Linked DNA regions of Homo sapiens: region 2 is linked to region 1. The links are chromatin loops, found by intact Hi-C in ENCODE. Cell type or tissue: heart right ventricle. All regions are shown on one strand. Each heading gives the region's core, and the rest is flanking DNA. Links, peaks and the distances in the headings are about the cores only.

Evidence for each region. A loop is a pair of places that touch in the nucleus more often than their neighbours do. Peaks named below come from ENCODE experiments on the same cell type or tissue, not always from the same donor. Only the 100,000 strongest peaks of a DNase experiment are listed, where the experiment ranks them.
Region 2: a loop joins it to region 1, with 1.8 times the contacts of the local background. A loop is called at or near these places in 7 of 110 quality-filtered maps.

What each region holds. Positions count from the first base shown.
Region 1 is chr1:65,527,100-65,530,023 of GRCh38, forward strand. All of the region lies in intron 2 of LEPR (leptin receptor), which reads left to right. Among named protein-coding and RNA genes, the nearest start is that of LEPROT, 110 kb to the left of the region's middle. In heart right ventricle, for the core only: a CTCF peak has its summit at 1,252; no DNase peak of the experiment used is centred there; H3K4me3 peaks cover 1,106 bases; H3K27ac peaks cover 912 bases; H3K27me3 peaks cover 887 bases.
Region 2 is chr1:65,473,875-65,476,798 of GRCh38, forward strand. The region is part of intron 2 of LEPR (leptin receptor); the gene reads left to right. Among named protein-coding and RNA genes, the nearest start is that of LEPROT, 55 kb to the left of the region's middle. In heart right ventricle, for the core only: no CTCF peak of the experiment used is centred there; no DNase peak of the experiment used is centred there; H3K27ac peaks cover 745 bases.

The DNA.
Region 1 (2,924 bases), core at 98-2,597:
TAAGTATTGTACATCTGGAGGAAATAAAAATGTGTTTGAAGGAAAACAAACATTGCACCTTTCCTATCAATTATTGTTCTTGAACAGTGCTGGCTACTTTTTAGCATAAAGTTGTGGGCAGAATGTTAAAAAATTGGTTTCAGGTCACTTCTGAGCCGCTGTGAAATTAAGCACAATAGCAGAGATGCCAATTTTAGTAATGCAGTTAGTTGCCTTGGAATGAATCCCAGAAAATAGCAGAGATTAACTAAACAGATAAACCAGAAATTAGGAATGGACACACGCACACACAAAAGTGTCTACAGTGAGTATGTACTGTGAAGGGTTAGTGTACTTCATACTTTCTTTTTGATTAGAAGAAAATGTCGGGTTGTTTTAGCAGACAGAGAATGTTACAGTAGCTTTTGTTGCTACTTCTAATGTTTTATCAGTAGCATTTTCAAGATTATTTGAAACTTAGTTATCACTAGTAAGGACAGGTTTAAGAATATTTCTGCCTCTTTTCGGTGGCTTGGATTCAAAATAATAAAACAATCTTTTCTCACCCACATGTACTTTGTATGCAGTTTGGGAGAGTGAAATGGATTTGAAGTACTCTTTTATGAGTACATTTTAACTTATTTTCAGTGACTTTTTGCCTTTGGGCTGGAAATGTCGTAAGTTACTCAGGCATTTATCTTCCCTCATATTCTCTGGTGAAGTAGAGATAGTCATCTCCGTTGAAACAGATGCTCAGAGATGTAAGTAAATTGCTTGTTGAGTGAACAGGGAATCGTAGAACTCAAATATACCCTGGTTGCTAAGTCATTTGGAAAACAACTGAAACTGGATGGATCCAACAGCTCACGGTCCACAGCCAACTCATTCATGGCTTGGGAGTGTCATCATGGGTGGCAGAGGCTCTGTTCCTCCTTTGTAATGTGGGGACTTACTCTCTCAGCAATTTACTGAGAAAAAAGTAATCTCTTCACACTTAGATCACTATTATAGGAACAAATGGTGTGTATTTGTGAAGTGCAATATTTCTGGGAGGTCTTGGAAATAAATACTAAAAGTATCCAGAAAAAAAAAAAAAAGAACTCTCTTGGCAGATATTGTACTGCATTTTTCATACTGAGAGCCAAACACACCCACTTAAAGAGTATGTCCTGTGGAGTTAAAAATGAAGAAAAAGGCTTATAGTCTGCTCTAATTCTTAAGACTTTATGTGATTTACAAATTCCAGTTTTAATTAAATTAGAAAGTTGCAAATGTTCACCTACTGGCCACACTCAGTATGTACAACCTTTTGGAGTTGCTCTTCAAATACGATCTGCTTATAGTTTGGAATATTCCTTCTCAAACATGTTTTTTGGAGTCTTGCTATGTTGCCCAGGCTGATTTAATACTTTTTGTGACTTAATAGTGATATTACCTGTTATCATCACACATAATCTTATTAATATTTAAAATATTTTAAAACTACAAATCTTATATAAATATAAATAAAATCTTTAAAACATTTGAACTGTAATGAATATAGAGAGAAGCATATAAAACAAATTTAATGGTTGACAGATAATATGATAAATCATTATAATAATTGTAAGGCAAATTTCTCATTATTCACCACCCCCAAAAAAAGAACATTGCAAATATCCCAAAACTTCTTGTTTGTTCCTTCTTCATCACAAATCTAATTTACCTTTTTTTAAAAAAAGAAAGTTATTTACTTATTTATTTTGAGACGGTGTCTTGCTCTGTCGCCCAGGTTGGAGTGCAATGGCTCGATCCCAGCTCACTGCAACCTCCGCCTCCCAGGTTCAAGCGATTCTCCTGCCTCAGCCTCCCAAGTATCTGGGATTACAGGCGTGTGCCTCCACACCTGGCTATTTTTTTTTTTTTTTTGTATTTTTAGTAGAGATGGGGTTTCACCGTGTTAGCCAGGATGGTCTCAATCTCCTGACCTCATGATCTGCCCACTTCGGCCTCCCAAAGTGCTGGGATTACAGGTGTGAGCCATCATGCCTGGCCCAAAAAAAGTTTTATATGATTATGGTAGGCATTAAATCATAGATTATTTTGCTTAACATTATGTTTATGAGATTAAGGGATTTCTTCTCTCTCCTTTAAAACAATATTTTTTGAAAGAGTTATCTCGGCTGGGCATGGTGCCTCACGCCTGTAATCCTAGCATTTTCGGAGGCTGAGACGGGTGGATCACAAGGTCAGGAGTTCAAGACCAGCTTGGCCAAGATGGTGAAATCCCATCTCTACTAAAAATATAAAAAAATTTATCCAGACCTGGTGGCAGGCGCCTGTAATCCCAGCTACTCCGGAGGCTGAGGCAGAGAATTGCTTGAACCTGGGAGACGGAGGTTGCAGTGAGCCAAGATCGCACCACTGCACTCCAGCCTGGGAGACGAGTGAGACTCTGTCTCAAAAAGAAAAAGAAAGGAAGGAAGGGAGGAAGGGAGGGAGGGAGGGAGGGAGGGAGGATTGTCTCTATTCCCTGTCTCCAATTATTCTCTTCACACTGTTAAAAAAAACTCATTCCTATTAATCTTGTTTTCAATATTCTGCTAAAACTACGTCAAGGTCTACTACTGTCAAGTTCACCAATGATACTACCTTTGCTCATCCAGTAGTCAGTTGTCAGTGTTCATTTTACTTCACTACTGGTAGCATTGTCACGGTTATTACTCTGCTCCTTGAAACAGTCCCTTACTGACTTCCAGGACACCATGCATTCTTGATTTTCCTCCTTCTTCACTGGCTGCTCCTTTCTGTCTCCTGTGCTAGCCTCTCCTCTTTTCTTAGAGGTTTTAACCTTGGAATACCTTAAGGTTTAGCTCTTTTTTCTCCATGCTTTTTGATGATTTCATGCAATCTCTCTATGTGTGTGTGTTGATGATTCCGAAAGTGATAGCTCAAGCCTTGACTGC
Region 2 (2,924 bases), core at 104-2,603, 53 kb before region 1:
AATTATAAGAAATTGAAAAATTCATGTTGTCTAATCAATATTACATTTTAGCCAGTAGTTTCAGCCAGGATCTTGGTTCTCTCATTAAATATACTGGTAATCTTTTTCAATTTTGTGTCACCTGCAATTGTTAAACATATTTTCAGTATCTTTATCCAAGTTGTTGCTAAAAGTGATTGAACAGGGAAATCAATGTTTGTTCCCATCTGTGGGTGCTGTTAACAGCTTCGTATGTGTGTTTTACAGTCACATATGTAATTTTCCCTGTGCTTTTCTGTCTATATCATACACTTGTTGTATCCCCTAGTGATCTCTGAAGTTTTAAGCTGTCTTTGACCTATGATTCTGTACATCTCCTGATATTGACATAGCTGAATCTATTAACTAACTTCTAAAATGGAAACCAGGACACCTGGGGCTCAGCACTAGCCTTTCCCCAGTGTACTTAAGCCCTCTGTGGCTCCATTTTTCATACTTTTAAAACTGAGCAAATATTTGCCCTCTCCTTCCTTTCAATGATATGGTGAAAATGAATTTAAAGCAATTATAAAAAGGACATGTGTTCTTATAATTGGTAGCATATCATTTACAGAGAAATTCCTCATCTGGTCACTATCTAAGTAGCTAAACAACTAAACATTAGCAAGAGAAGTCTTTGAGCAGTCAATGTAAATGACACCAAGTCTATGCATTTATCATGTGCTTTACTCATAGACTCATACTTATTCACAGTCCCATTACATACACACATCTAACAAGCTTGTTTATTTCATTTCCCAGTCCACAGCCAAATAGAGGAAGAAAGTGGATGGAGACTGCCCAAAGTGGGTAAATTGAAAGTAGCAAGAAAAGGCCAGGTGCGGTGGCTCATGCCTGTAATCCCAGCACTTTGGGAGGCCGAGGCGGGCAGATCACGAGGTCAGGAGTTTGAGACCAGCCTGACCAACATAGTGAAACCCTGTCTCTATTAAAAATACAAAAAATTAGACAGGCGTAGTGGCGTGCACCTGTAATCCCAGCTACTTGGGAGGCTGAGGCAGGAGAATTGCTTGAACCTGGGAGGTGGAGGTTGAACTGAGCCGAGATCGCACCATTGTACTCCAGTCTGGGCGACAGTGCGAGACTCCATCTCAAAAAAAAAAAAAAAAAAAAAAAGTAGCAAGAAAATAATCATTTTGAAAGGTGAAAAAAAAAAAGACAAGAGAATTATAAAAATTAGAAACTCAAAAAGTAAAGAAGCCTGAGACCACTAATTAAAGGGGAAAGATAGCCTTAAACATCAGTTTTCAAGAACATTACTGAATTACAAGTTAATACTATAATTGATGTTCAAAATGATTATTCATTATTGTGTTGGACTTCCGTGTTTTCACATGCTCAGCATTCATTCTGCTCTCCTCTGGAGGCAGCACTATGATTTTTCTTCAGAAAATTACCCTTCCCAATTTGTATTCTGTTCCAAAGGAACCATCATGTAAGGAGCTTTCCCATCTCCTGAACAAGGCTGAGCTTATGGTCCAAGACAAGTCAGTCACCTTTTTGCAGGAATTTGGATGTTGAGCAGAGCCAACACAAAGCTACTGGGCTGGCTCATCCTTATGGTGGTATCCTGAATTCTTCCCTTCCACGTAGAACCCTGGAGCTGCATGGTCCCTGACCTTTTCAAGACTGGTTGTCCAATTTTCTTTTAATTTGGAAGACTACTTTAAAACATTCTAATAAAATATGTTAGTCAAAGGTGGTCTTTGGCTGCTCACAGCTTGTGTTTCATAACTGACACAGATTCATTAAAGGGATCAATTTTGTTCTATATGCAGTGTTCAAAAAGCCACAGATATTTGTAATAAAAATTAAAAATAGGCCAGGCATGGTGGCTAACACCTGTAATCCCAGCACTTTGGGAGGCAGAGGCAGGAGGATCACTTGAGCCCACCATTACGAAACCAGCTTAGACAACATAGTGAAACCCCATCTGTACAAAAATACAAACATTTAGCTGGGCATGGTGGTGTGTGCCTGTAATCCCTGCTGCTCGGGAGGCTTGAGGTGGGAGGATTGCCTGAGCCCAGGAGGTTGAGTCTGCAGTGAGCCATGATCACGCCACTGCACTCCAGCCTGGGTGACAGAACGAGACCCTGTGTTAAAACAAACAAAACAAAAAACCCCCCAAATTAAAAATATTTCCATCCAACTTGGTTAAAATAGAATTGAAAACCTTTAGCATTAAAGGGATGTTTCCATTATAAATAAGTTACTAATTTCCTAACCATACTAGATGAATGAGTTGTTATTGCATACAAATCCAAAAATTATTACATTTTATTGTAGCTTGAATATATCTTGGTGAACTCATTTTCTTAGAGTGGCTCTGGTTAGCTCTTTATTAAAATGACAACTGATGTCACAGAAGCTGCCTGAGGACACATCTAAAATGAACATGCTTTTAGTGGTGGTTAAAATACTTTGAACAGTCAACAAATATTTACAGCTCTTTTTGTGTAACGTGCTGTACTAAGTGCTGGGATAAAGCAGTGAACGGGGTGGACATAGCCTCAGAACTCCCGGAGCTTGTGGTCCAATAGCTCAGTAAAGGTCTACTGAATGAAAGGGAGACTTCCCTTTGCTCACAATGAGGTCATTCCTCATGTTTTTGCCAATGTATTTTTCCTGCCTGGATAATCCACCCTCTGACCTTTATCCACATCCTTTACCCATTTCTTTTTCAAGGTCCAGATCAAACAGCAAGTTCTCCACTAAGCCTCTAACAATAATAACACTGATGGCAGCTAAACATTTATTGAGCCTGATGCTAACCTCTTTACATGGATTACATAACTCATTTCTCACAATGCACTATGAGATATTTACATATAATTCTTCAGTAACCCAATTGAGGGGAATTGCAGGGCAATTAAAAAATACGT